Regions from separate parts of the Homo sapiens genome. Here all the other regions are linked to region 1. Evidence: chromatin loops called from intact Hi-C (ENCODE). Cell type or tissue: mammary epithelial cell. All regions are shown on one strand.

What was found. A loop is a pair of places that touch in the nucleus more often than their neighbours do. Peaks named below come from ENCODE experiments on the same cell type or tissue, not always from the same donor. Only the 100,000 strongest peaks of a DNase experiment are listed, where the experiment ranks them.
Region 2: a loop joins it to region 1, with 2.4 times the contacts of the local background. A loop is called at or near these places in 6 of 110 quality-filtered maps.
Region 3: a loop joins it to region 1, with 27 times the contacts of the local background. A loop is called at or near these places in 21 of 110 quality-filtered maps.
Region 4: a loop joins it to region 1, with 9 times the contacts of the local background. A loop is called at or near these places in 2 of 110 quality-filtered maps.
Region 5: a loop joins it to region 1, with 5 times the contacts of the local background. A loop is called at or near these places in 99 of 110 quality-filtered maps.
Region 6: it touches region 1 in a loop (9-fold over the local background); 87 of 110 quality-filtered maps call a loop at or near these places.

The regions. Positions count from the first base shown.
Region 1 is chr18:8,985,416-8,990,415 of GRCh38, reverse strand. No RefSeq gene overlaps it. Among named protein-coding and RNA genes, the nearest start is that of NDUFV2, 110 kb to the left of the region's middle. RefSeq lists enhancers at 1-180, 1,171-1,280. In mammary epithelial cell, a CTCF peak has its summit at 1,953; a DNase peak (open chromatin) is centred at 2,955; H3K27ac peaks cover 1,663 bases.
Region 2 is chr18:8,832,843-8,837,842 of GRCh38, reverse strand. No RefSeq gene overlaps it. Among named protein-coding and RNA genes, the nearest start is that of GACAT2, 130 kb to the right of the region's middle. In mammary epithelial cell, no CTCF peak of the experiment used is centred here; a DNase peak (open chromatin) is centred at 2,032.
Region 3 is chr18:8,476,547-8,481,546 of GRCh38, reverse strand. No RefSeq gene overlaps it. Among named protein-coding and RNA genes, the nearest start is that of RAB12, 130 kb to the left of the region's middle. In mammary epithelial cell, CTCF peaks have their summits at 871 (motif pointing right) and 2,694 (motif pointing left); no DNase peak of the experiment used is centred here.
Region 4 is chr18:7,218,584-7,223,583 of GRCh38, reverse strand. No RefSeq gene overlaps it. Among named protein-coding and RNA genes, the nearest start is that of LRRC30, 10 kb to the left of the region's middle. In mammary epithelial cell, a CTCF peak has its summit at 1,986 (motif pointing left); a DNase peak (open chromatin) is centred at 1,973.
Region 5 is chr18:8,694,531-8,699,530 of GRCh38, reverse strand. GACAT2 (gastric cancer associated transcript 2) reads left to right here. Exons shown (of 2, transcript NR_120598.1): 2 at 3,410-3,675. Among named protein-coding and RNA genes, the nearest start is that of MTCL1, 8.5 kb to the left of the region's middle. In mammary epithelial cell, a CTCF peak has its summit at 2,596 (motif pointing left); no DNase peak of the experiment used is centred here.
Region 6 is chr18:8,651,772-8,656,771 of GRCh38, reverse strand. No RefSeq gene overlaps it. Among named protein-coding and RNA genes, the nearest start is that of RAB12-AS1, 18 kb to the right of the region's middle. In mammary epithelial cell, CTCF peaks have their summits at 1,534 and 2,086 (motif pointing left); no DNase peak of the experiment used is centred here.

The DNA.
Region 1 (5,000 bases):
TGACCGGCCTGTGTCCCACGCCCACGGTCATTCTTATTGTGAATTTTTCTGTCTACACCTGTTATTTCTTTCCTTTCTTTACACCCACCAATCTTTATTTTCCTATCTAATCACCCCAAACTCTGCTTTCGGGCATCCCATTTATCCCACGCTTTCCTCACACAACCTCTGGGCCAGGACTCCTTTCTCTCAGAGTCCTGGGCCTCGCTCTTCACTTTTCCCACACTGACGCGATGGTCTTGCTTTCCTCTGCACGTCCTGGCAGCGACCTGCGAGTGCTCAGTCCCCTGCTGAGGAACCTCATGCAGGATGGTGCTCATAGCTGAAGGTGGAGAACCCAGGGCAGCCTGTCACTTACAACACAGCCAGACTCCCAAGAGTCAGCAAACCTGGCCTGGTGCGGTGACTCATGCCTGTAATCCCAGCCCTTTGGGAAGCCAAGGTGGGCGGATCACCTGAGGTCGGGAGTTCGAGACCAGTCTGGTAAACATGGTGAAACTCTGTCTGTACTAAAAAAAAAATACAAAAATTAGCAGGGCATGGTGGTGGAGGACTGTAATCCCAGCACTTTTACAGTACTGGGCGTGGGTGGTGGACGCCTGTAATCCTCAGCCTCCTAGCACCTGTAATCCTGGGAGGCTGAGGCAGGAGAATCACTTGAACCTAGGAGGTGGAGGGTGCAGTGAGCTGAGATTGCACCACTGTACTCCAGCATGGACGACAGAGCCAGACTACGTCTCAAAAAAAAAAAAAAAAAAAAGAGGAAGAGTCAGCAAACCAGGGACATTTTTTTCCTTGATGCCTCTACTCAGCCTGCTCCAGGATGGAGCCAACAGAACTCTTTGCTCCCTGCCTGCTGATCACTTTCCCCAAAATATGTGAACCAAGACACTGTTCCCAGGTGGTCCTGCCACCAGTCTGGCTGCAGCTCTCTCTTCCCCTCTTCCTCTCTCAGTGGTCAATCCCATTTCTGCCTTTGTTATATACAGCACCATTAGTTGACAGTCCTCCTCCTATAAGAGCAGATTTGAATGCAAATAACTACAATTCCCTGGGCTATTCTCTGACACTGGGGATCCTTAGATATACCTTGGGAGACACCAACTCAGAACGACTGAAATAGAACAAAAAATTGAAGCAGTTGCAATTTCACAACCTGGATGAGTGAATTGAGTAACCACCTCAAGCGAGAATCTGTGTGTGCACACACAACACAGCAGAGGACGATGCCCCTCGTAGAGTTGCAGTCTGTGGTTTAGAGAAACAGAAAATATAATCTGAAGGAAGGAGTCGAAAATGGCATTAGGAGACAGAAACAAAGAGGAGGGAGATGACACTTTGGCTGGGGAAATCAAGGGATGCTGGATGAAAGGAGGGTCATAGGCCTGGGGAAGAGGCCAATTGGGTTCAAATCCCAGCTTTGCCATGGACCAGCTCCAGGACCTCACTGTGCCTCGGTGCCCTTAACCACGTAGTGGAGGTAATCATACCTACCTCAGAAGATTGCTGTGAGAATTACATGAGAAAACACTCATAAAGCCCCCAGCACACGGCAAGTGTGGATTAAATGGAAGCTGTTGCTTCGCAAGTTTCATGGAGACCACATTTGATCTGGATATGGACATGTGCACAGGGAGGGTCCATGGCAGTATCAGGGACTCCCACAGGAAAGGGCTCTCAAAGGAGTAACAATCCCCTTCTTTTGTGCTGAGGAGGCTTAACGGTGCCAATCCTTAGTGGTACCAATTTTCAAAAACTTCTCTTTAAATGTAATAGGCCTTGGAATCAACTGCTAAAGAAAGCCACTAATTAAAAAAAAGGTAGGGCACACAGGCTTCCATTGTGGGAAGGACTATCCAAGTCTCATGGTCTAAAGGTACCCACCTGTAAGTGGGCAAACTACATTCAGGGGAAGTCTGGACAGACTTGCTCGGAGAGGGCATTTCTCCCCAAGGTGGCTAGGTGGCGATAGAAGCACGCTAAAGCAGCGACGATGTACCAATCCTGAGTCGGCCCTGCAGCTCTCAGGCTCCTGGTAGCAGGCATCCCCCACCCCACACACAGCCCACCAGCACCCCACATATCCCCACCGCCTTCCTCTCCTCTCATCCTGCCTTTCTGTCTTCAAATATTTCCTGAAAGACTAATATATCTCAGGCAAATACATGCACTAAGATGCAGAAATGTATGAAAAATTCTATAGAAATACCAAGCTTTACATTTAATATGAATGTTACGTTGTCACGTTTGAGAAATGCATATCTGTTAAGAAGTCTCATTAACACCCTAAAAGATCCCCTTAAAGCTTTTACCTACCAAACGCTGTTCAAAGTTGTTGGGACTATACTTGGTTTAAGAAAACACAACAAAACGTTTAACAGTAAGTATGGAAAGAGGACAGCTTTGCCAAAACACAGTCTTGAGTTCAACTCCTAGCTGCAATACCAACAGCAGTATGACCTCAGACAAGCTATCTGATCTCTCTGAGCCTCAGATTCTACAACTATAAAAGGTGATAGATCATTGCACGTATACGGATATGACATTTAGTAGGTGCCTGACAGACTGGAGTTTCTTGCACTGTGCTCTCTAGAGTAGGAAAAGCTCAGCATGTTGCTACCTGGGTAGAGAAAAGAGGGAAGTGTCTGAGCCAATGAGTAGAGACACTCTCTCTGCAGGCTCACCTGGGGAGAAACTGAGGGACTAAATGCACACAGCTCTGCACACATCAAACATCAGTTAAGCACCCCGAGCACTTGAAACTTTGGGGGAAAAGATAAAGGTAGTCTAAAATGTGCTTATTACCAAGCAAGAAGAGTTCAATCCAAGATTTTTCTTGAGTGCTTAATCTGGGTGAGGCCCAGGCCAGGCAAGAGAAGGATTATCACAAGCTGAGTGGGAAACTGTCCAGGTGGCGAAGCTTTGTGAGCAATGGTGTGATGCCTGGGCAAAGACAGAGTGGGGGCAGAGAGAGAGGAAATAGAATCGAGTCAGGAGAACTGTTCCCTTGTGTGCATGCCGTTATTAGTCATTTTTGTCAGCTGGTTTCTGGGTAATTGATGGCACAGGCTCAGAGTTGGTTGACGTGCACCGAGGGGGCACTCCTAGGGGAATCTGGGTCTGGATTGAGCCGCAGTGAATTTGACATGTAGTAAAGTACTCAGGAAATGCAGGTGCTCCAGAAGACCTCAGAAAGGGTTCATTTTAAGATTGTGAAGTTTGCTGTTAGAACAGAGCTGTGATGTGTAAGAATAAACTTGGACTTGTCCAGAGAGGGTTATTTCTCCCCAAGGTGGGCTCAGGACGCTTTGCTTGAGGGAAGGTCCAGTGTCACTATCTGTCACCCATGGGACTTTAGACAGGTAACTCATGACTTATAAAGCAGGGCTTGTGGTGGACAGAGTCCTAGGCCTTTCACCTGGTATACACGCCCTGGATAACCGCCTGCCGTGAGGGTGATGGGACCTGTGAATATGGTGGGACATCACAGCCATGATTATCTTTCATTGTATGGCCAAGGTGAAGGGATTCTGCCATTAGAGTATCCAATGAGTTGGTTCTGAGTTAATGAAGGGGAGGTTATCCTGGGTGGACCTGGCCTAGTCAGGTGAGTCTTTGAAAGAGGGTCCAGAAGTCACAGACAAATGGGAGTCAGGAATATTCTCCTGATGGCACTTATTTATTTATTTATTTAGAGATGGGGTCTCACTATGTTGCCCAGGCTGCTCTCAAACTCCTGATCTCAAACGACCCTTCTCCCTCAGCCTCCCAAAGTACTAGGACTGAAGAAGCAAACTGCCTTGCTGTGGAGAAAACCACACAGCAGAGAATGATAGGCAGCCTCTAGGAGCTTAGAGCAGCCCCAGCTGACAACCAGCAAGAAAGCAGGAACCTCAGTCCTATACCCGTCGGGAACGTTGGCTGCCATTGTAGCGGGGGCAAGCCATCTCTGGAGCCAGCCACTAGTGGGCTTGGACGAAGACTTCAGTGACATGAGATGAGATGAGATTACAGCCCAGCTGACACCTTGCTGGTGTCTCAGCCTTAAGAGACACTGAGCAAGGGACCCAGCTGAGCCATGCTGGACTCCTTGACCCATGGAAACCGTGAGATAATAAACGGGTCCTGTTTTAAGCCACCAGGTTTGTGATGATTTGTTACATAGCAATAGAAGGCTAAGACAGGACCTGTACTGCCTACTTTGCAGAGTTGTTTGAAGATTAGGAAAAAAGTATGTAAAGTACCTGGCACGTAGAAGACTACTAATAAATGGTAGCTTTAAGTCACGCAGTCCATAATGATCCAATTCCTTTTTTAGAGGGAATGTAAATTTCTTCCTTTTTTTTCTTTCTCGAGACAGAGTCTTGCACTGTCGCCCAGGCTGGAGTGCAGTGGCGTGATCATGGCTCACTGCAGCCTTTACCTCCCTGGCTCAAGTGATCCTCCCATCTCAGCTTCCCGAGTAGCTGGGACCACAGCATGCACTGCCATGCCTGGCTAATTTATGTATTTTCAGTAGAGACGAGGTTTCTCCATGTTGCTCAGGCTGGTCTTGAACTCCTGGGCTCAAGCAATCCTCCCATTTTGGTCTCCCAAAGTGCTGGGATTACAGGTGTGAGCTACCGCACATGGCCAAATCTTTTCTTTTCAGAATGAATCTTGTGAAATGCTGAGAATTGTTGAGAGGACTGAATGAGATCATATGTCTAACATGCTCTAGTGTGGAGTCTAGCACACAGTCAACAGTAGGTAAATAGTAATGATGAGGATGATGTTTGTAGTGGTTTTTATCCTGGTAAAAATGAGGCATGTATTGTAATAGACGTAGATCTTTTTTTTCCCCCTTAAAACCACTTTTGCCTTGCTTTACAAGTAGCATCTCTTGCAGAAGTTCCAGAGACTGTTACAGAATTATCCACTGTCTGAATAGAAATGAACCTTGGATATAATCTGGCCTAACTTCGCTTTTCAAATGAAAAAACAGTGAGTCTGAAGTCAGC
Region 2 (5,000 bases), 150 kb after region 1:
GAGACTGTCTCTAAAAATAAATAAAACAAGGTAATCAAAGGTTTTGTTTTACAGATAGACACATACCATTACCAATGAATGGATAAATAAAATGTGATATATCTACACAGTGGAATATTATGCAGCCTTATGGAATGAATGATACATGTTACAACATGGATGTGATAATGGCAGGAGGCAGGCAAATGCCTAGGCAGATGGGGCAGGTCCCTGGTGAAATCCCACCTCCAAGCCAAAGACAGTTAAAGCCTGAAAGTCAAGCTAAAAGTCAAATCCATGAACCGGATTGAGAACCTGTCTTCCCATTTGGTGTGCTTTCCTTTGATTGATCCCCACCTTTCACCTATTTTACATATACCTACCCTTTCCTAATTGGTTTTCTACACTGTCATGCCCACCTTTGAGCAGTGTCTTCATTTTGATATTTTTTGCATACTCACAAACCAGTCAGCACACACTCCCTATTCTGAGCCCATAAAAGTCCCAGACCCAGCCACACTGAGAGAGGAACCACCTAACCATGGAGGTGGAGGACCACCCCCATGGCCCCTCTCTGCTGAGAGCTGTTCCATCACTCAATAAAATTATTCTCTGCCCTCCTTACCCTTCAAATTGTCAGTGTATCTTTATTCTTCTTGGATGTGGGACAAGAGTTCAGGAACTGCCAAACATGGGTATAAGCTATAACACAGGTGGGCTTAGTGGGTGGGGTACCTCCAGTGGCAGGCCCGGGGTTGAATGAGACACGGGCAGCAGGGGGGCATCTCTGGCCATGGAGGTCCCTGGTTGGCAAAGTGGCTGAGAAAAATCCTGTGTCAGATGAACCTTGATAACTTTATGCTAACTGAGGCTGGGCACAGTGGCTCACGCCTTAATCCCAGCACTTTCGGAGGCCAAGGCGGGTGGATCACGAGGTCAGGAGTTCAAGACCAGCCTGGCCAAGATGGTGAAACCCCGTCTCTACTAAAAATACAAAAAATTAGCTGGGCGTGGTGGCAGGCACCTGTAATCCCAGCTACTCAGGAGGCTGAGGCAGGGGAACCGCTTGAACTCAGAGGGCAGAGGTTGCAGTGAGCCAAGATCGCACCACTGCACTCCAGCCTGGGCAACATAGTGAGACTCCAACTCAAAAACAAAAAACAAAAAACAAAACTTTATGCTAATTGAAAGAAGCCAGACACAAAAAGCCACATGATACATGATTCCATTTACATGAACTATCCTGAATAGGCAAATCCATGGAGACAGAATTAGATGAGTGGGTGCCAGGGGCTGGGTGCAGTGACTGCTTAATGCATATGGGGTTTCCTTTCAGGTGATGACAATATTCTGTAAGTAGATAGTGGTAGTGACTGCACAACATTGTGAATATACTAAATGCCACTGAATTGTACACTTTGAAATGGCAAGAATGATAAATGTTACGGGTATTTTACCACAGTTTAAAACAGTGAACTGGAAAATAGAAAATGGTAGTTGTACTTCTTAGTTGCTTTTTAAACAAAATAAATAAGCATAACTCTATCATGCTTAATAAAGTGCAGAGATCTAATGTACAACATAAGGACTATAGCTAATAATATTGTATTTGGGATTTTTGCTAAAAGAGTAAATTTTAGGTGCTCTTGCCATAGCTATGTGAGATGTTAATATGTTAATTGCCTTGACTATAGTAGTCATTTTACTCTGTATATGCATATCAAAACATCATGTACACCTTAAATATATACAATTAAAAACAAATTAAATTTAAAAAATAAGGAGTTTGTAAACATTACATTCATTGTATAGGAACAAAAAGGGTGAAACAAATGTATTACATAAGAATTACAGGCCATTCTACAGGAAAAAAGGTTGAAGCAAATGTGTTTAAGAAATAGAATTACGATGTACACAGATATAAAAAATAGATGCATAATACTGAAAACGCTGACATGTTACCTCCTGATAAGAAGAGAGGGTGAAATGTGGCCACTATTGCCCAATTTGGCTGCAGTTGGACAAGAAATGTCTCTGGGCTGGTGGTGCTGGCTGTTACCCAGGAGGCAGGGCACGCCTGACGTGTGGTCTGTGGCTATGTTTGAGGAATCTTCTGCTGCTTTCTTTAGGGCATAAAAGCAACTGGCACATTCATGGCAGCTCATGAAGCCATTCCCTTCAGGCAGCTGCTCCCCTTTCACACCATGTGTGACCCACATAGCAGCCTTGGCATTCATCTGGACAGTGGTGTGGAAAATGATTTCATCCTACTGTCTTGCCTGGCCTTTAACAGTTGGAGTGCTTCCACCCTAGACTTAAGAATACACATGTCCAACTTTTAGAAAATAAGATGTGAGAAGAAGTTCCCAGACGGCTTTTCAAGGCACTGGTGCTGCCAGATGTGGCTTTTTTGATGAAAGTTCTGCTCCCAGCCTGGTTTCTGCATCACTGCCCAATGCGACCTGTGTCTATTACTGCCCCTCACACCTCTGCTCCTCCCACCTCCCACTTGCTTCTCCTCCTGCACATTGGAATGCTTCCCGTACTGCCAAGCCTAACTCAAGCCCTACTGTACTTAGAATTTCTACCACACCATTTTTCATTTTATTGTTATTGTGCCTGGGAATGTTATCTCTTCCAACCAGTTGGCAAGTTCTGTGGTGCTCAGAGCTTTTTCCTTGCAATTTTGGGGTGTCCCACAGTGGTATACGCCTTTACTGCCTTTCTGACGCCCTCTATTCTAATCGTACCCTGCTTTTCCTTTGCTGGGTCTTCCCGTCACCACGATTGGCTCAGAGCCAGACATGAGACTTAATCCCTACCAAATGAGAATCATCGGTCCTGGGCTTTCACTGGAGCTCCTGGTAAGAGATCCCCTTTCTCTAGGAGTTGCTAAACTAATAGCAGCAGCTAGGGACCATTGTTGCCAATTTTTGTGATGCTTGTCTGAGTATAAAGCCATACAGAGTAGACAGAGTTAGGAGACTGAGCAAAGTCCTGATGGCACGGTTTGAGGCTCTCAGTCGTGACAGCCACAACTTCCCTTCTTGTTGGTGGCTGGTTGCTTCCAATTGAAGGAATACCAATGTACCTCTCAGCATTTGCAATCTGCACAGAATAGGCAATGAATATTTACTGACCTGCTGATTGTTTGTTTGCAGGTATATCTAGAGTGATAAAGTGAAATATTTATATTTTGCATTTATTGGAAGTTTTTATTGGCCAGGCACGGTGGCTTATGCCTGTAATCCCCGCACTTTGGGAGGCCGAGGCAGACAGATCCTCTGAGGTCGGGAGTTCGAGACCAGCCTGACCAACATGGAGAAACCCCATCTCTACTAAAAATACAAAATTAGCTGGGCGTGGTGGCACATGCCTGTAATCCCAGCTACTTGGGAGGCTGAGGCAGGAGAATCTCTTGAACCCAGAAGGCGGAGGTTGTGGTGAACTGAGATCACGCCATTGCACTCCAGTTGGGGCAACAAGAACGAAACTCCATCTCAAAAAAAAGTTTTTAAGCTGGGCATGGTGGCTCACGCCTGTAATCCCAGCACTTTGGGAGGCGGAGGCAGGTGGATCACGAGGTCAGGAGATCAAGACTATCCTGGCTAACAGAGTGAAACCCCGTCTCTACTAAAAAAAAAAAAATACAAAAAATTAGCTGGGCGTGGTGGCTGGCGCCTGTAGTCCCAGCTACTCGGGAGGCTGAGGCAGGAGAATGGCGTGAACCCGGGAGGCGGAGCTTGCAGTGAGCCGAGATGGCGCCACTGCACTCCAGCCTGGGCAACAGAGTGAGACTCCACCTCAAAAAAAAAAAAAAGTTTTTATTGTGGTAAAATCTATAGGCCATTTATCATTTTAACCATTTTTAAGTGTACAACTCAGTGGCATCAAGTATATTCACTGTGCACCATCACCACTGCCCATTTCCAGGACTCTTTCATCATCCTGAACTGACACTGTGTACCCATTACACACCAATTCCCCATTCCCTCCTCAACCCTTGATAACCACTGTTTTCCTTTCTCTCTTTGACTCTGACTACTCTTGATATATAAACGAGATACATGGAACCAAACAATAATTGCCATTTTGTGGTTGGCTTATTTCACTTAGAATAATGTCCTCAAGGTTCATCCATGTTGTAGTACGTCAGAATTTACCTTTTTTAGGGCTGAATAGTATCCCTTTATATGTATATACCACATTTTGTTGATCCATTCATCTGTCAATGGACAACTGAAGTGTTTCCACCTTTTGGCTATTATGAATAATGCTGCTATGAACATAGGTGTGCAAACACCTGTTTGAGTCCCTACTTTTGGTCCTTTTGGGTGTATACCCAGAAGTGGAATCCCTGGATCCTATGGTAATTTTATGTTTAACTTTTTGAGGAAGTCATACTGTCTTCCACAGCAGCTGGGCCATTTTACTTTCCCACCAACAGTGCTCAAGGGTTCCAATTTCTCCACATCCTTGCCAACACTTGTTGGTTTTTATTTTTTGAAAATATTTCAGTTTAAGGATGAAGCTGTGGTAATGCTAGGATAGCCTATTACATTAGCAGCTCATCTATATAAGAAGAAAATTGTTGGGTTAATGAAGCACTAAATGAAATACTAAAGCCAGAAGCTTCAGCCTGAAATCATTCTTTTTGGGCTCTTCAGTAGCATCACTTCTTTCTACTCCACCAAACACTGAGAGGCGGGCTCATCTCAGGATCAGAGATGGAAAGGCCTCTTCTAGAGTTATTGGCCACTCCCTCTCTCCTAATGAGCAGAGCGGGCAGAGAGGCCGGGCACACTCTGACTTGTAGGTAACCAGTTTCCTCACATCCCTGCCCACACCACAGTTTTGGCTTTTCAACAATAAAGCTGTCTCTCTATCCTAGGACTCTCTTACGGGGAACAGTAAAACTGCAACATGATCACGTACCCAAAGAGTGCATTCCCAGCAAGATATATTAGCAGCTGTTGCCTCTTTACATGATCTCCTCTCTCCCTCATTCCCCTAGCTATGGA
Region 3 (5,000 bases), 510 kb after region 1:
AATATTGAATTTTTAAAAATTAATCCAAAAAATCCAGTCATCATAATATCTATCTGTGGATAACTGTAGAGTTATTGTTGATCTCAAGTTATTCTTCAGATTCTCTGCTAGAAGTCTCAAGCTTATTCCAAGTGTTTCAAGACGTTACTATACTATTCATTTTAAATTATTTGATAAAGATTACTAGATTTTCTCCAGGATACATAGCAGTCATAATTAACAAACCCAGCTGTCACTCAAACTGGAACACATCAAATCAAAAGGCCACAGAGCATGTTTGCAGACAGGGCTGTGCATTTCTCCCTGAAAGCAAGATAAGGCCAGGCAAAAGGGAGCCCTATAAATATTGCATCCTAGAACACTGACATTGACCTACACTGTTTGACAGAAACATTAAAACACGGAAGGACGAGATCTGACACATCCTACAGAAATGTCTTTTCCCAAAGGTAGCCAGGCTTCAAGCCTTGAGAATTGTTGAAAATTCTGAAAGGTCTCATATCTATTGTTACCGTTTCCTTGTCACATGGAAAAGGCTAGACAGCTCTTTCTCCTGGCCTAGCCAGTAAATTGGTTGCGTAGGACCACGGATAGATGAACATATTATTCCTTAAGCTACAGAGATTTCCCAGAGCTCAAGTTCTTGTCAGTTCTCAAGCCTGCCCTCCTCTTTACCTGTTCTTTCTGTCTTATTCACTCCCGCGACTCAGGAGAGCAGCGCAAACGCTGACACGGTGCGGTGGGAAGGAATGGATTTTATTGATTACAAACAAGGACTTGTCCCAAGCCGCATTTTAGGTGCTGATAGACTGAGGAAGGCCTGGTGCAGTCCTCTTCCTTGTAGCTGATACTGTGCAGAACCACGAGATGGCTCTGTAGCCACAGCAAAGCTTGTGAAGTTCCAGGGACGTTTTCTATGAGGGTATCTGCAACTGGCGGCCAAGATTCACCAGGCCTCCTGGTTATGATCTGGAGGCAGGCGTGCTGCTTCTCTGATTCTTTCATGGTTCCTTAATTTGTTGCTAGGTGACTTTTAGTGTTGGATACTAACACTATAGAAAAGTACATCCGTAAACATATTTACACAGTTGTTCCGAACATCACCATTTTTTTTCCTTACAAACTTTGTGTAAACAGGAGGAAAATAAGCTGTGCTTAAAATCATGGAACAATTTTTGTCAAATCCCCAAGAAGACATTTCCCAATGCAATTTTCAAAATGGGTTGGTGTCTGCTATTAACAGGCAAGAAGCACACTGTTCCTTATGCCTGATTCAATTGAAAAGCACTTAATTCAAGATCTCAAGGGCAAAGGTAATTGATGGGGGCTCAGGTAGCTCTCCGTTTTCACTCATGGAAAACAGCGTTTTCCGGAACAAACTTAGTGCAGTGCTTCGGTAATATAAGCAGTCCTCTTTGTGTACACATTTGGCAAAGATACCTTCCTCCAGCGTCGCAGCAGTGAGGTCTCACACACGTGCACTTGGTCCTGGGGGTGGGCGAGGGGGCGACAGAGTTAGCAGAGCATGAAGCATGCCCCGAGGGAGCTTTGGGACCGGGGTGGGAGTGGGGGGGTCACCTCTTCAAGTAGTGAGACATGAGAAGTTCTGCAAGGCCCCGACCTACCTTCCCCACCACTCTGCCGGGTACCGCGTTCCTCTGCAGGAAGCTGGGAGCACATCAGACTCGCAAATAGCAGTAATAAAAAAGCAAGATTAGTAATCTGATGAATAGACTTATGGCCTGGGCTGAAGATGGACAGTGACATGCTGAAAACTCCCCCATTTGATTATAGTGTGCAGACAGGGTGGAAAACCACTGGATTAATGAGCTCACAGGAGAGAAGGCGCTGGAGTAAGAGACACACCTGTTGCCCTCCCCTCCACACACACACACTTAGCACCTGGAGGAATTATTTCAAAAACTGTCCTATAGCACCTTAGAGCCTCTGAAAGACACAGAGGATGAGGATTTGTAATAGCGGCTGGGGTCATCAGAGACAGGGCAAGGTAACTTCTAAATGAAGCGCTGGACCCCTACCAGCCCTGCATGTGGTGCAAAGGAGAGAGAAAGGAAGCCAGGAGTCGGGCTCTGTAATGTGCCAGGTGTCTGCATTTATGCCATTTCATTTCATCACACCACCATCCTGCGAGGTGAGATTAACCCGTTACAGATGAAAATACTGAGTGTCACAGTGATTGTCTGCTTTGCCCAGCATCATACAGGAAAGAAGTAAAATGGTGAGGATTCTGCGCCATAGACAGCAAGCCAGGATGAAGGGAGGCCTGGAAAACAGACGAGGAGCAACTGAGATTGGCACCGGCAAGGGCTCCAGAGTCCAGCAGCAGCCAGACCCAAGCTGCACCGCCCCAGACGCGACTTGACCTGGGAGACCAGCGAGACCCACCATGCCTCACACCCACAGCCGAGATCCTATTATCATCACTCCCGCTTGCGGATGAAGAAACTGGGGCTCAGAGAGGCTAGGTAACTCTCCCAAGACCTCACAGCAAGAGTGCAGCAGGGGTGTGGCCCTGGCACCTGATCATGCTCCCTCCCGCCCTTCCCATTCTGTGCTCTCCTCTTTGAAGACCTTCCACCTGCCCCTGGAAGCTTTGCTTTGTGCACCATCTCGGCATCCTCTGCATCCTCCGCCTCCTCCTAGAGCACTCCCTCCGCCCCTCCACCTGCTGGCTATGCCTGGAACTGCACTCTGCGAGGACCTCCTTTAACCTGCAATCCCAGGACAGCAGGGTCCGCATTCTCCTGCTCTCCAGACCTGTAGCTGAGGAGTTATGTTGACCCTATTCAAAAACCTCTGCGCACAGCATTTGCCTTCGATGGTCACTGTCCCTTGCCAACTCCCCCTCCCAAACATCTATGGAAGACTTGTGTCCCTGAGCTCCTCACCACACACTCTGCCTATCACAAGTCCCACATCACCTGAAACAATGACAAGCCAGCTCTCCAGCTCCCCATCTCCCAAGGCCCTGATCCCCATTGGCCTGGATCTGCACTCCATGTCAGCCACCCACCCCATCCTGGTCCTTCCTCACACTCAGGCGACTCCAGCTCTGAGCATCCCAAATGCCACTGCTCCGTCTCAGATCTTGTCACCCGGTGGTTCTCCAACTCTAGGGTACATCAGAATCTCCCAGAGGGCCCCGCCCCCAAAAGGTCTAATTCAGCAGGTCTGGGGTGGGACTCATGAATTTGCATTTCCAAGAAATATGCAGTGCTGCTGCTGCAGCTACTGCGGGACCACCCTTAAGAAGTGCTGCTTTGAGCTGAAGCTCAGCCCGGACTGCTTACTCCAATCACCTGGAGGGCTTTAGAAGCCAGCAAGGTCCCAACTCCACCCTAGTCTAATTAAATCGGAATCGCTGGAGTTGGGCACGCCTAGAGTTTTTCAGAGCTCCCCGGGAGCTCTGATGCACAGCCAGGATGGAGGCCTGCTGCTCTGAGGATCTCCTCCCCCTCTGTTTCTTCCCCCTACCTCTGATTCTTCAATCTCTCTCTGATCAATACCCTCAGTGTCCCTGCCTTGCTTAGCAAAATCACAATCCTAGGTCAATCCACCTTCCTGCTGCTTCCACTGCTGAACCTGGGCTGCTGAACACACACAGCGGACAGATTGGGACTGTTATAAGTGTGGAGTTTCCAGCTTCTGTTGAGCACTTAACGCTGCTCAACCACCCTGTGATGACTCCCTCACCACCTCCCTACAGGCTCATCGGCCACGGGCCTGGGGCCAGACACACCCCAACCAGGTCACAGCACCTCTGAGCCTCAGTTGTCCCACCTGTCAAAGGCAAGGACAACCGCCAGGTGGAGGATGTTGCAAGGATGAGACAGAATCCTGTATGTGAGGAGTTCATCAATGGTCTTGTTACTGTTTTGTTATTTGTTATTATTTTTTTAGTTGATAAAACATTGCATATGTGTATGGTGTATGACATGTCATTTTGAAATATGCACATATTGTGGAATGGCTAAAGAAAGCTAATTAACATCAGCATCATCTCACATACATCTTTTTTTGTGTGTAGTGAGAACATTTAACAATCTACTGTCGGCGATTTTCAAGTTTATGATACATGTTGTTAACTGCGGTCGTCATGTTGTACAATAGACCTGGAACTTACTCCTCCTGTCTCACTGAAAGGTGAGTCCTTGAGCAGTCTTGTTATTATTGTTTTGGTGCTTGTCACTTACTCCCAGAGGATGTTCCCACTACCAACTGCACAAATAGCCAGGAACCCCTCAATTTCTGGTTTGTCTACCTCCCATGTTTGTGAAAGCATCGGGGAAATAGTCTCTCCATTCTTCATTCCTGCCTAGGTCTATTAAATGGAAAACTTACCCTTCAAGTCCAGAACCTAGGAAGAGCCTTTCTATCCCTCTCTCCATCTCCTCCCTCACTTCCACCAGTGGGTAAGTGTGGGAGAAGGAAGGCAACGGGGCCCAGCCTTCTTCTCACTCTCTCTTTGGCATCCCCAGGAAGGCGAATAGCCCTCCTTGGCCACACGTAGTAAGTGGTTTCCTCTAGCACAAGATGCTGTGATCTGCGGTGTGTCCTGTGTCCTGGTGGGAAATTGAGTGCTGGAGCCAGGAGGGTGCGTGGGCTGGGGTGGAGAGAAGAGTGAGAGGAAAGGCCCTGGGTCCAGAGGAGAAGCCAGCTCTCTCAGCAGCTTCTGATCAGAAATCAGGCTGCTAGATTTCTGGCTCCTTCTTTCTTAGGTTCTAAAGGTGGAGGGAAGAAACATAGGGGTGTGATTAGTTATCTTCTCCAGACTCCCAAGAAGTTGCATTTCCTGGTACCCTCTCTAAGCCTAAGTTTTCCATCTGTGCCTGAGATCCCAACCCCTCTCACGACCCTAGGGACAAATCACCCCCTCCCCCAAATGCATCTTCATCCTCTCCCTTTCCCCAGGCTCTTTCTCTAAACAGACACACATGCACACACACACACATGCACACACACACACGCACATCTTTTCC
Region 4 (5,000 bases), 1.8 Mb after region 1:
CGGGCAGATCACCTAAGGTCAGGAATTCGAGACAAGCCTGACCAACATGGTGAAACCCTGTCTCTTCTAAAAATACAAAATTAACTGGGCGTGGTGGTGCATGCCTATAATCCCAGCTACTCTGGAGGCTGAGGCAAGAGAAGCTCTTGAACCTGGGAGGCGGAGGTTGTAGTGAGCCAAGATCGAGCCATTGCACTCCAGCCTGGGCAACAAATGAAACTCCATCTCAAGGAAAAAAAAAAAAAATATATATATATATATATATAGAAATCATCAGCTTTTGTGCCAGTCTCCTCCATTAGAGTATAAATACATTTCTTAAGGCTGGAGCTAAATCTTATTCATCATCATTTGTTCTCCTTGAGCCTAGGATGTTGCCTCATATGTGGTACCTATTCAATGAGCCCTGGTTTCTCCCCACTGTATCCTCTTATTTATGAATCAAACCTACTCTATTTTGAGAGGCTTACTGACTCTCTATCCTACTATGTGACCCATATGACCAGAAACATAAATAAAATTGCCTTGCTTGTCAACTGGTATCAGACTTCTATTTATCCAGAATTACACTGCTGACATTATTCATTCAGGGAAAGAGAACCTACAAGCAAGGCCATTTCATCTCTTTGAAATCCGAATGTCAATAGCTCTTGCCTGTCACCGAACAAGATACAGAAATTACAGGACTGGTACAACTCTAAGAAAACACTGAGTCTACTTTTGCTGGCCAGCTGCATTTTATTAAATCATCTCAGCAAATTCAAATTTAGCTTTTTAAAAAGCTACTTCTAGAAAGACAGTCATTTTGTTATTTTGCATATTTTCCTCTCAGGAAATCCATTTACTGGGCTAACCCTAGCCTTCAGGTATCAGTTTTCCTTGCATCTTCTTGTTTGTCTTCAATGGAGCTGGGTAACCAGTGAAGGCTTTTATAGTCCTGTTCGTTCAGTCCTAATCCATCAAAGTACACTTCATGCTTTACAGCACTAAAGGAAAGGCGAAATAAAGAGATGCTTTGATTAAAAGTCGAGAGAGTAATTAAATACCAATTCAGCCTTCTGCATATTAAGTTTATATCAGAAAGCAAGGTCATGAATTTAAGAGCAATGAGATTCTATATAATATCTGCATAACAAAGTAGCAGAGCTTTATTAAAGATCAAGTCTCTTTTTAAGAAGTTTTAAATTATTGTGACATTTCAGGATAATAAATTGATAAATGGCTAAAAACAAAAAAAAGCAAGAAGAGACACTAAGTTCAGTCAAGTGAAATATCTGAGATCCAGGCCTCTCTGATAAAAAGTTTAAAATATGCATAGTGTGTATATAACTTATCTGTTTAATAAATTATAAATTTGAATCTTATTTAAAACTCCCCAAACTACTTACTACTGTTTTAATTTCAGATTTGGTCTAGACTATCTTAACAAAAATAAATTTTTCCTCTTCATTGAATTGGTGAGGAAAAGTTAAAAAGAGTTGAGCCCTAGAGTAAGAGGAATTCCAAATTCAGTTTAAAATCCTTGGTTAAGAGTTGGCCTTTGTCCACATACATCTGAGCCACTGGGGCATGTTTTCCAGCTTCTTTCTCACAGTGGATTCTGAGGGAGCCCAGTCTTGGCTACAGTCTGTCTCACTGGGAACTCCCCTGTGCATGCGGAAAAATGTTGGTAGCATACATATCTGTGCCACTGGGGCAGGCTTGCCCACCAGTCTCCAACAGCAAACTCTGAAGGGGCCCATTCTCAACTCCAGCCCCTGTCACGGCAGTCAGGGAATGGTTCCACCTATCCAGGGATATGCCAGGAAGTTTGCTCCTGTCTGGGCCAATGGGACAGGCTTCTATACTTGTTTCCTGGCCAGCCTTCCCACAAAGGCTGATTACCCTCCTTAAGTCTTCCCCAGGTCCATCCAAACCGGGATACTGCAACAACCAACCTTGGAGTCTTTGTGAGACTTGTAGTAGGCCTGGGCTTATGGCTCCCTCTAGTGCTTAAATGGCTGCAGGTGTCACAGGCTCTGACAACAGTCAATCCACTTAGGTTTCTAGACAGGCTCACTGAAGAAGGATGGGCACAAATAAAGCCAGACTGCAAAGACGTGAATAAATACCTAACTCTTGAATGCACAGACATCAACGTACATCTACAATTATCAAGAACAGTCAGGAAATTGTGACCTTAACTAATGGACTAAGCAAGGCACAGTGATAGAATGTAAAGAGATGGAGATGTTTAATCTGACAGACAAGAAATTCAAAATAGCCATGTTAAGGAACTCACTAACTTCAAGAAAACACAGAAAAACAATTCAGAAATTCATCAGATAAATTTAACAGATACATTAAATAATAAAAAAAACCAGAAACTCTGGAGCTGAAAAACTACAATGAATGAAGGGAAAAAAGCCAACCAAGAGCAACAAAAGCAGAAGTGATAAAGTAGAAGAAAGAATCAATGAGCTTGAAGACAGGCTATTTAAACATATACAGTCATAAGAGAAAGAAGAAAAATAAATGAAAAAGAAAAACTCAAACTTATACAATCTGTGGAATCACATCAAAAAAGCAAATATTTAGGTTATTGGAGTTCAAGAAGAAGGAGAGAAAGACAAAAGGGTAGGAAGCTTATTCAAAGAAATAATTAAAAAAAAAAAAAGGGCTGGGCGCAGTGGCTTATGCCTGTAATCCTAGCACTTTGGGAGGCCGAGGCAGACAGATCACGAGGTCAGGAGATCGAGACCATCCTGGCTAACACGGTGAAACCCCGTCTCTACTAAAAATACAAAAAAATTAGCCAGGCATGGTGGTAGGCGCCTATAGTCCCAGCTACTTGGGAGGTTGAGGCAGGAGAATGGCATGAACCCAGGAGGCGGAGCTTGCAGTGAGCTGAGATTGCACCACTGCACTCCAGCCTGGGTGACAGAGCGAGACTCCTTCTCGGAAAAAAAAAAAAAAAAAAAGGCTTGGTGCAGTGGCTCACACCTGTAATCCCAGCACTTTGGGAGGCCTAGATGGGTGGATCACAAGGTCAAGAGATTGAGACCTTCCTGGCCAACATGGTGAAACTCCGTCTCTACTAAAAATACAAAAATTAGCTGGGCATGGTGGCACACGACTGGAGTCCCAGCTACTCGGGAGGCTGAGGTAGGAAAATCACTTGAACCCAGGAGGTGGAGGTTGCATTGAGCCAAGATTGCGCCATTGCACTCCAGCTTGGTGACAGAGCGAGACTCCGTAAAAAACAAACAACCAAAAAAGAAAAAAAAAAAAAAAAAAAAACCTTTTCAAACCTGAAGAAAGATATAAATATCCATGTAGAAAAGTCACCAATCAGGCCGGGCATGGTGGCTCACGCCTGTTATCCCAACAATTTGGGATGCCAAGGCATGTGGATCACCTGAGGTCAGGAGTTTGAGATCAGCCTGGCCAACGTGGTGAAACCCTGTCTCTACTAAAAATACAAAATATTAGCTGGGTGTGGTGATGGGTGCTTGTAATCCCCACTACTTAGGAGGCTGAGGCAGGAGAATCACTTGAACCCAGGAGGAGGAGGTTGCAGTGAGCCAAGATTGCACCATTTCACTCCAGCCTGGGCAACAGAGTGAAATTCCATCTCAAAAAAAAAAAAAAAAGAAAAAGAAAAAAATCACCAGTCAAATTCAACCCAAGACATAGCATCAAACACTCAAAGGTCAAAAAGAGAGGATTCTGAAAGCAGCAAGAGAAAATAAGAAAATAGTATATAAGGTAATTCCAATATGCCTGGCAGTAGACTTCCCCGCAGACACCTTGCAGGCCAGAAGGGAGCAGGAAAATATAGAGTGCTGAAGGGAAAACAAAAACAAAAACAAAAACAAAAACATTTAAGCAAGAATACTGTACCCACCAAGGCTATCCTTCAGAATTGAAGGAGAAATAAAGGCCTATTCAGACAAACAAAAAGCTAAGGAAATTCATCACTACCAGACCTGTCTTGCAAGAAATGCTGTAGGAAGTTCTTCAAACTGGAAAAAAAGGATGCTAATGTGTAACAAAAATAAATCTGGACGTATAAAACTCACTGTTAGAAGTAAATATGCAGACAAATTCAGAATACTCCAATATTGTAATCATGGTGTATAAATCACCTATCTCTTTAGTATGAGGACTAAAAGACAAAATGGTTAAAAATCATAATAACTGTAATAAATTGTTAAAAGATAGACAAAACAAAAAGATATAAACTGTGACAGCAAAATTCAAAGTGCAGAGGGAAATGAAGTTGCCATACATGGTTTGCTTTTTATTTATTTTCTTTGAGATCACAGTTAAGTTTTTATCAGTTTAAAATAATGTTTATAACTATAGGATGTTTACTGTAAAGCTCATGATAACCACAAAGGAAAAACCTATAATAGATAGGCTAAAAATTAAAAGCAAGAATCAAAACACACTACTAGAGAAAATCATTTAACCACAAAGGAAGACAGTGAGAAGAAGAAACAATGAAATGACAAGGATACATACAAAAAAGAAACTGCAAGCCAACATCCTTGAAGAACATAGATGCAAACATCCTCAACAAAATACTAGGAAACAAAAATCAACAACACATTAAAAATATTCTTTGTTATGATCTAGTGGGATTTATCTCAGGGATGCAAGGAAGTGGGATTTATCTCAGGGATGCAAGGATGATTCTACAGACGCAAGTCGACAAATATGATACACCACATTAACCAAATGAAGAAGAAAGCCATATGATTCTCTCAACAATCACAAAAAATTTTTTTTGAAAACATTCAACATGTCTTCATGATAAAACCTTCAACAAATTAGGTATGGAAGGAATGTACCTCAACACAACAAATGCCATACATGATAAAACCACAGCTAACATCGTACCTAACCTGAAAAAGTTGAAAGCCTTTCCTCTAAGATCTGGAACTCCACAAGGATGCTCACTGTCACCATTTCTATTCAATATTATGCGGGAATTCTTAGCCAGAACAAGCAGTCAA
Region 5 (5,000 bases), 290 kb after region 1:
TCATGGTGGCATGTGCCCGTAATTCCAGCTACTCGGGAGGCTGAGGTGGGAGAGTCGCTTGAACCGAGGAGGCAGAGGTTGCAGTGAGCTGAGATCTCGCCACTGTACTCCAGCCTGGGTGATGGAGTGAGACTCCATCTCAGAAAAAGAAAAAAAAAAAGAGTCATCTCTCCTGCTACAGGACTTCCAAGTAAGAGTCCTCTGAAACATTCACGTGGGTAAAAAAATCTGTTTATCATTATCTAAGGCTAGAAGTACATGTTTTACACATAAACACAATACTTTTACATATAAAGCAGTATTTTTTAAGTTTTTAAAATATTTTTTAAAAGTTAATATAACTATTAATTGACAAATCATAATTATCATAATTACATTGACAGAGTACACCGTGTTGTTTTGATATATGTATACTAAAGCAGTATGTTTTTAGGGTTGTTTTACCATCAACTGAATTTTTTTTTAGGAATGAAACCACAGTAGAAATCAAGACTGGGCTGGGCACAGTGGCTCACGCCTATAATCCCAGCACTTTGGGAGGCCGAGGGCAGTGGATCATTTGAGGTCAGGAGTTTGAGACCAGCCTGCCTAACATAGCGAAACCCCATCTCTACTGAAAATACAACAAATTAGCCGGATGTGGTGGCACATGCCTGTAATTCCAGCTACTCGGGAGGGTGAGGCAGGAGAATCACTTGAACCCAGGAGGTGGAGGTTGCAGTGAGCCGAGATCGCACCACTGCACTGGGTGAGAAAGGGAGAGTCTGTTTCAAAACAACACAAAGAAAATAAAAATAAAATAAAGACTGCATTTTATTTGGAGATTTTCAATGCATTTTTTATCTTTGATCATTGCATTGAGGGAGTGCCACTCAAGGGACTGGAGTCATGAATAGAACCCACCTGTATTTGTCCGTGTTTTAGCAGTTGCTTCTATGTAGAGCATCTGACTACTTCATTATATATTTTGTAGTATATATGTACCTAAGCTTTATATATTGAAATAGATATTATTTTGTTATAAGTTGGTTTCTTATTATTTCTTTTTTGTATTACCATTAGAGAAGTATATCAGTTTTTAAAAATATACGGTTAGGGGAGTGACAACCACAAGTAGTGATTCTCATTTCAAGAAATTAAATGGCTACAAAACTGGTGTCCAGAATATATAAAGAACCCTTGCAACTCAGCAATAAAAAGACAAGTAACACAATTTTAAAATGTTCAAAGGATTTGAATAGACATTTCTTCAAAGAAGATATATAAATCACCAATGAGCATATGAAAATGTACTCAACTTCATTGGTCATTAGAGAAATGCAAATAGAAGTCACACCCATTAGGATGGCTAAAATAAAAAAAGATGAACAATAACAAATGTTGGCAAGTATGTGGAAAAATTAGAACCCTCATACACTGTGGATGGGAATGTAAAATGGTGCAGACACTTTGGAAAGTTGGCTATTCCTCAGAGATTTACCATATGACACAGCAATTCTACTCTTAGGTGTATACCCAAGACAATTAAAAAGATATATACAGGCCGGGCGCGGTGGCTCAGGCCTGTGGTCCCAGCACTTTGGGAGGCCGAGGCGGGTGGATCGCGGGGTCAGAAGATCGAGGCCGTCCTGGCTGATACGGTGGAACCCCGTCTCTACTAAGAGTACGAAAAATTAGCCGGGCGTGGTGGGGGGCGCCTGTGGTCCCAGCTACTTGGGAGGCTGAGGCAGGAGAATGGCGTGAACCTGGCGGGCGGAGCTTGCAGTGAGCCGGGATTGCGCCACTGCACTCCACCCTGGGCGACGGAGCGAGACTCCGTCTCAAAAAAAAAAAAAAAAAGATATATACACAGAAAAACTTGTACATAGATGTTCATAGTAGTATTCCAATACACATGCCCATCAGTAGATGAATGGATAAGCAAAACGTGGTATATTAATAAATGAAATATTATCCAGCCACAAAAAGCAATGAAGTACTGATACATGATCCAATATGGATGGACCTTGAAAACTATACTAAATGAAAGAAACCAGCCACAAAAGGCCACATAGTACATGATTACATTTGTATAAAATGTCCAGAATTAGCAATTCCATAAAGACAGAAAGTAGATTAGTAGTTGCCAAGGGCTGAGGGAAGGAGGAATGGGAGTGACTGCTGCTAATGGGTACAGGGTTTCTTTTTGGGGTGAGAAAAGTGTTCTGGAATTACATAATGATGATAGTTGTATAACTTTGTGAATATACTAAGACACACTGAATTGTATCTTTTAAAAAGTTAAATTTTATGGTACGTGAATGATACCTCATTAAAATAGTTACATGAGAAAAAAAGGCAAAATACAGGGTATAATTCAAGAATTTTAATTTTTAAATATAAAGTATTTATAGCCAAATTTGATTTACTTTTAAAATATGTCTTATTAAATAGTTTAATAAAAGCAAAACTGTTCTAGCAAAAAAAAAAAAGAAATTAAATGGCATTTGTAAAAAAAAAAAAAAAAAAAGCAGGTGGGGCTCTGGGGCTGGCAGGGTTGAGAAAGAGACAGCTCCTGCCCCGAGAGAGCCGCGATGTCCCGGAGGGTGCCCCCTTGTGGTGGCTTTTGGGATGGCACCCTTCCCCACTGGGATAAAATAGAATCTATTATGGAATGGTCAGCCCCACGGTGATGGGTGTATGTATAATTTAAAACAGCCTCCAGGTGGTTCTAAGAATCTTCTTTCATCAGAGGAGGCAGAATTCCCTTATACAACCTTTTGGCATGTTTGCTACATGTTTGCAACCTTTTGGCATATTGCCTTGAAATTGAACATTTGAACTCTTTTTCTCTTAAAACATAACTGCTAAACTTTCAAAAATTATCCTGGGATTCTAAGCTTGTTGCACAGGAAAAATACGTTGTTATGTAAGGAAAACTAATCAAAGTTCTCTACCTTTCCTGGTCAGCAGCATGTGTTTCCAAAAAATTTAAGAGAAATTAATGGGTTAATTGAGAACATTCTACATCTCACCATGTTTGCTCTTATCATAATTCACCATTGCTGATTTCTCTACCTACAGAGTTGCTGAACCTGGCTTGATTTTCCCATAGAACTGAAGCCTGAGGAACTTATATTTGTTTTGTCTGAGTTTCTTTCTCGGGAAACCAACCATCAGGGCTCCCAGATAGTATCAGGGAACTGAAACTTTTCAGATGATGGCATCCAGTCATGAGATGCACCTGCTGCCTGTTGACCAATTCCTCTTCTTTACCTCTCTCTAACCCCCTGCTATATAAACCCCTAACTTTAGATAGTTAGGGAGATAGATTTGAGACTGGTCTCCCATGTCCCAGCTGATGTCACCTGCATTAAAGCCTTTCTTCCCCAGCAATACTCATCATCTCAGTGATTGGCTTTCTCTACAGTGACAACTGGACCTGGCCCGAACCCCTGGCATCTGGCAACATTATTACCTGTCGAAACAGAAGTAGAGATTTGAAATAGAGGATGCCTGTTCCCATTTCCTCCTGCTGTCTGGAAGGAAGTCTGGCTTTCCAGCCCAACTCTAAGCTCATCTTTACATACAAAATAAGGGTATGTTTACATGGAAAGCAAAAATAGAACCATGGATTTACAGAAGGTTCCATAGCAGCAAATAACAGTGCTTATGAAATAAACATTTTAAATATTATTCCTGTGTAAAATTATTGTCAGGCATACTTTACCAATGAAGAGATAGAACAATGTGGGTTCTATGCCTGGACACAATGATTTGTTTAGTGACCTTGCACAAAATAGGCTCAGTCTTCCTGGGCCTTAGAGGCCTTGTCTATAAAATTAAGGAGTGGAATTTAAATAAGCTTTAATATTATTCCCAGCTTTATGAATCTGAGTAAGGTTGACTTAAAAGTGTTATTTTTATTACTTTTTACATTACTTTTTTTTTGAAATGGAGTTTCGCTCTTGTCGCCCGGGCTGGAGTGCAGTGTCATGATATTGGCCCATTGCATCCTCCGCCCCCTAGGTTCAAGTGATTCTCCTGCCTCAGCCTCCTGAGTAGCTGGGATTACAGGTGCGCGCCACCATGCCTGGCTAATTTTTTGTATTTTTAGTAGAGACAGGGTTTCTCCACGTTGGCCAGGCTGGTCTCAAACTCCTGACCTCAGGTGATCCACCCCCCCTCAGCCTCCCAAAGTGCTGGGATTACAGGCGTGAGCCACTGTGCCCCACCCTTTTTACATTACTTTTAATGGCAAAAACCACAATTGCTTTTGCACCAACCTAATAATTCTCAGTATGGCATTATTCACAACAAACTTTAGGTCGCCTGTGTTCAGCCATTTTTGTGTCACCATAAAGAAATAACCTGAGGCTGGGTAATTTATAAAGATAAGAGGTTTAATTGGCTTATGGTTCTGCAGGCTACGCCAGCCTGGCTCCGGCATCTGCTTCTGGTGAGGGCCTCAGGGAGCTTCCAATAACGCTTTAAGGTGACAGGGAGCAGGCGCCACGTGGTGAGCGTGGGAACAAGAGTTGGGGGAGGTGCCACACACTTCTAAATAACCAGATCTCGTGTGAACTCAGAGCGAGAACTCACTCATCACTGAGGGAATGGTGCTAAGCCACGCATGAAGAATCCCCCCCCATGATCCAAACACCCCCCCCCAGGCCCACTTCCAACACTGGAGGTCACCATTTAATGTGACATTTGGAGGGGACGAAACATCTAAACCATATCATCACCTCTGTTCATTCTCAGACAAAATATACTCAAAGGATGTTAACTAATCTTAATAGAATAGCATAATTAGGAAGGTTAATATGATGGAATTAATATAACAGATGTTGGTGAGCCAAAAAAGCAAACTCAGTTGCCTCCCACTCTACCCTCACAACACAATTCTGATGCCAAATGTGCAGGGATTTTTCCCCAGCAAACAAGCAATTAATTCTGCAGTGGACATCAGCTGGGTGTCCTCTAGTTCAATTCAATTCTGACACTGTCCACCTAGAGAT
Region 6 (5,000 bases), 330 kb after region 1:
GCTGGGATTACAGGCACATGACACCATGTCTAGTTAATTTTTTTGTTTTTTTAGTAAAGACGGGGTTTCACCATGTTGGCCAAGCTAGTTTCTGATCCAAGTGATCTGCCCACTTTGGCCTCCCAAAGGAATCATTCTTATTATGCCAATCAATCATTTAGACCACAATCTAAAGGAACACTCTATGGGAAGATGCTGCAAACAGTTGTCCGGTAAAACACAAAGTCACATATTCATTGGATTGAGTTTAACTTGAGCCTTTGATTCTTGGAATGGCTCCTAGCAATGGTGTTGGCATCTGCTACTCTCTTCCAATGACTGTCTAGGGAAGCCCAGCTGCCAAGGAAGGAGGCTGAGCATACTACAGCTTCCTGCAACAACACGGGTGACTCCCACAAACATCGTGCTGAGCAAAAGAAGCCGACCTGAAAGAGCGCTCCATGTATGGTTCATTTCTGTCAAGTTCACAACCCAGCAACCTAATCCAGGGGGTTAGAAGGGCGTGCAAGGGCACTCTTGAGGTTCTGATCCTTTTCTTGTCCCGGGCGTGAATACAGTCATCGTGAGGAAAATTTATCAGTTGAACAACTCATGATTTGTGTTCTTTTCTTTATGTATGTTATACTGCAACGACAGCTTACCAATACAAAACAGAACCAAACCAAAACCCCCCAGAGGAACTCGCCCTTGAGAAGCCCTGGTTCCCCCAGCCCAGAGGACCCTGGGCCCCTGGGAGCCACAGCTGGCTTCCCTGATTGTTCCCCACTAAGAGGCCAGGAGAGAACTGTCTTTTTCTCAACTCTTATTTCTTACCACCTGCCCCTGCTCACCCCACAAAGGCCTCTCCAAGCATACCCTCTGCCTAATCTCCATTGCCCAGGAGAGAACTGGAGCAAAGTTAGTATCCTTTCCTGACTCCCTAAACCTAATCATTACTTGCCTATCATCAGATAGCAAGAGAAATCATGCTCTCTTCTAGCTGGTGTTAGTTAGATCCCAACTCTATGGTATCCTTGCCCAGGCTATCTACGTACAGAATTCATTAGAGCATCTACTCGATTCTCCCTCTTTTTCCTTTGCAGAGACTTTTTGATACTCCCTGCTTTTTTGCTGCTGACACTGCACTTGAGAGTGCTGAATCTTCTTCTTCTTCTTCTTTTTTTTTTTTTGAGACGGGGTCTTGCTCTGTTGCCCAGGTTGGAGTGCAGTGGTGCGATCTTGGCTCACTGCAACTCCACCTCGCGGGTTCAAGTGATTCTCCTGCCTCAGCCTTCCAAGTAGCTGGGACTACAGGTGGCTGCCACCCCACCAGCTAATTTTTGTATTTTTTGTAGAGACACGGTTTCACTGTGTTGGCCAAGCAGGTCTCGAACCTCTGACCTCAGGTGATCTGCCCTCCTTGGCTTCCCAAAGAGCTGGGATTACAGGCATGAGCCACCATGCCTGGCTGAGTCTTCTTTAAACACTTTCCCAATCTTGTGAGGACAGTGCCACTTTGTGGAAAGTGGCCCTTGGCTACCCCTGTCTTTTGTGGATTCCTTATCTACGACCCTCCCTGCTGTGTCACTGACAGACCCCCCACTCCTGTCCTCAGCAGGTCCTGTGATATATGCCAAGGTCACGAGTCACAATCTTTGAGTGTAGTCCATGACTAAAGTTTAAAAAGCAAATGCCAAGTAGATTTAGTGAATAAAATACAGTTTTGTCTTCCTTAAATGGCACCTAGAAAAAAAAAGCAAACAATAAATGTTATCAAAAGAGTTACCTTTAAAAATTATTGTACACTGTCTACATTTAACATTTCTTTGTGCTTAAAATTCTTCAGCCTTCTAATTAGGGAAATTCCCCTGAGTTCCAACTGAATTCATTGTGTCTGTTCAAATTGCAGCTAAAATGTAGGGCATAATTTTTAAAATTTACATTCCTCTTCTAAATTATACCACATCCACATATTCAAAGGATCTATTTTAATTATGTATGTTTTTTAAAATAATAAAGATTCTAATTTAGAAATAATTGTACAACGTATAAATGATAGTCTAACCTGAATTTTTTATCATTCGTGCTCTGCCTCCTCCTAGTGGAAATTTTGTATAATTGCACCAACTCCTCAGCGATTATTATAACACCAGGATTATTTAGAGTCCATATAGTTTCCCAAGAGATTTGAGGTGGCTTAATGAACATACACACTATAAAAAAGTAAACTAAATAAGTTGAAATGCAGGTTTACAGTGTATTCACTAAAGGTAATAATGGATTCCATGAGAGGTTTCCTAAAGTTGTTTCATTTTGGATGAAGGCATGACACCAAGTCAGAAGACAATTCCTGGAGTCAAGACCATGGGTTTCTTCATGCAGCTGTGTCTGAGCTGTCTTGACCTGGGAAATAATGCTAAAAGAAAAGAACAGAGAGTATGACTTTCAAACTATGCTCCACGGGATTTTCGATAAAGTTGAGCAGCAGGTATTTGAAGCTGGTATTCAATTTCAACAGCTTGGAGTGTGGGCAATTTGTGTAGCTGATTAAGAGCAATCCGTATGTTTTAAAAGCACCAAACAGATGGTAGGACTGCTGTCATTTCTGGTGGAAAATTAAGAACCTAATGAAAATGCTAGATTCACGAGATGACCAGCCGGGTCTTAGTATTCAATTTATTCACAATCACTTGATACTTCCATTGGCTTTTGTCAAATAGGCTGTGGTAAGTTATTTTGGGATCAGTCATGGGGGGAAAGAGAAGGAAACTGACAAAGCAACAGATATTTAAAAGAGCAGGGACTATGTTAGTAACCTTCATTTTGCTATCTCCCTTATTGTCACAACAATTCTATCAACCTACCTCACAAAGCCAAGTGGGGTTAGGACTTTGCTGAAAGAAAGATTTCTCCCTGTTTTCTTCTAGAGGATTTTTAGCTTTAGGTGTCATGCTTAGGTCTATGATCTTTTTTGTAGAGAGTGCAAGGCGTAGATTGAGGTACATTTTTTTTACATATGAATATCTAATTGTTCCAGCTATTCACTGAAAAATCTATCCTTTCTCCATTGAATTGCCTCTTTCCAAACTTGTTGAAAGTCAATTCACCATATATGTATGACTCTATTCTGTTCCAGTCATCTGTATGTCTATCCTTTCTTCTCCACTATTTTTTTTCTTTTCTTTCTTTCTTTCTTTCTTTCTTTCTTTCTTTCTTTCTTTCTTTCTTTCTTTCTTTTTTTTTTTTTGAGACAGGGTCTCACTGTGTTGCTCAGACTGGTCTTGAACTCCAGGCCATCCTTCTGCCTCAACCTCCTGAGTAGCTGGGACTACATGCACGCACCACCATCCCTGGCTTATCCCTTATGCCTTGATTACTGTCGATTTATAGTTAAGTCTTGAAATTAGATAGTGTGGATCTTCCAACTTTGTTGTTCTTCAAAATTGCTTTAGCCTTTCTAGTTTATTTGTTTTTATATATAAAGTTTAGAATTAGCTTGTTGATTTCTACAAAAAATCCTGTAGGGATTTTGATTGGATTGGTGTATCTCTCTCCACTTGTTTAGGTCTTTGATTTTTTTAATCAGAATTTTGTAGTCTTCAGCGTGTAGATCTTACATATATAATTTGTTGTGTGTGTAGGTGTGTGCGTGCTGTTTAAATAGTACTTTGAAAAAATCCAACCTTCAAGTGTTTATTGATAGTAAATAAAAATACAATTAATTTTTGTATGTTGACCTTGTATCCTGTGACCTAGCTAAACGCACTTATTAGTTCTAACAGCTTTGCTGTAAATTCTTTGTGAATTTCTATGCAGACAATCATGCGAATAGTTTTATTTGTTTTATTTATTTGTTTCCGTTAATTTCTTCTTCTTGCCTTATTGCAGGCTATAAACTTTAGTATGATGCTTAACTTTTTAAAAAAATCCTTGTATTGTTCCTATTCTTAGAGTTAAGACAAGTCTTCCACCATCAAGGATAAGGCTAGCTGTTGTTTTGTAGGTAACATTTACCAGGTTGAGAAAGTTCCCTATGTTTTTTTTTTTTTAAATAGCTTTGGCAGTTTGTGTTCTTTAGGAAATTTGTCCATTTAATCTAAGTTGTTAAATTTATAGGCTTAGGATAGTTTGTGCTGTTTCCTTATTATTATTTATTATTATTATTTTTTGAGACAGAGTCTTACTCTGTTGCCAGGCTGGGGTGCAGTGGTGCAATCTCAGCTCACTGCAACCTCTGACTCCCTGGTTCAAGCTATTCTCCTGTCTCAGCCTCCCGAGTAGCTGGGATTACAGGCATGTGGCACCACGCCCAGCTAATTTTTGAGAGATGGGGTTTCACCATGTTGGTCAGGATGGTCTGGATCTCCTGACCTCATGATCTGCCCGCCTCGGCCTCCCAAAGTGCTGGGATTACAGGCATGAGCCACTGCAACTGGCCTCCTTATTATTCTTCAGTGCCTGTAATGATTTCTCCTCTTCCATTTCAGTTATGGATAATCGTCTTCTCTCTGTATTTCTTGGTGAGTGTGGCTAGAGGCTTATCGGTTGTGTTAATTTCGCTGGGCATGATGGTTCACACCTGTAACAAGCATTTTGGGAGGCCGAGGTGGGAGGATCACTTGAGGCCAGGAGTTCAAGACCAGCCTGGGCAACCCACTGAGACTCCTTCTCAATAAATAAATAAATAAATAAATAAAAATAATTTTTTTTGAAGTTCAAGTTTTATTTAATAAATTAAAATACATTATTCAATTTTAATTAATTTAAAATTTTTTTATTATACTTTAAGTTCTGGGGTACATGTGTAGAATGTGCAGATTTGTTACACAGGTATACACATGCCATGGCGGTTTGCTGCACCCATCAACCCCTCATCTACATTAGGTATGTCTCCTAAATGCTACCCCTCCCCTAGCTCGCCACCCTGTGGCAGGCCCTGGTGTTTGATGTTCCCACCCCTGTGTTTATGTGTTCTCATTGTTCAACTCCCACTTATGAGTGAGAACACGTGGTGTTTGGTT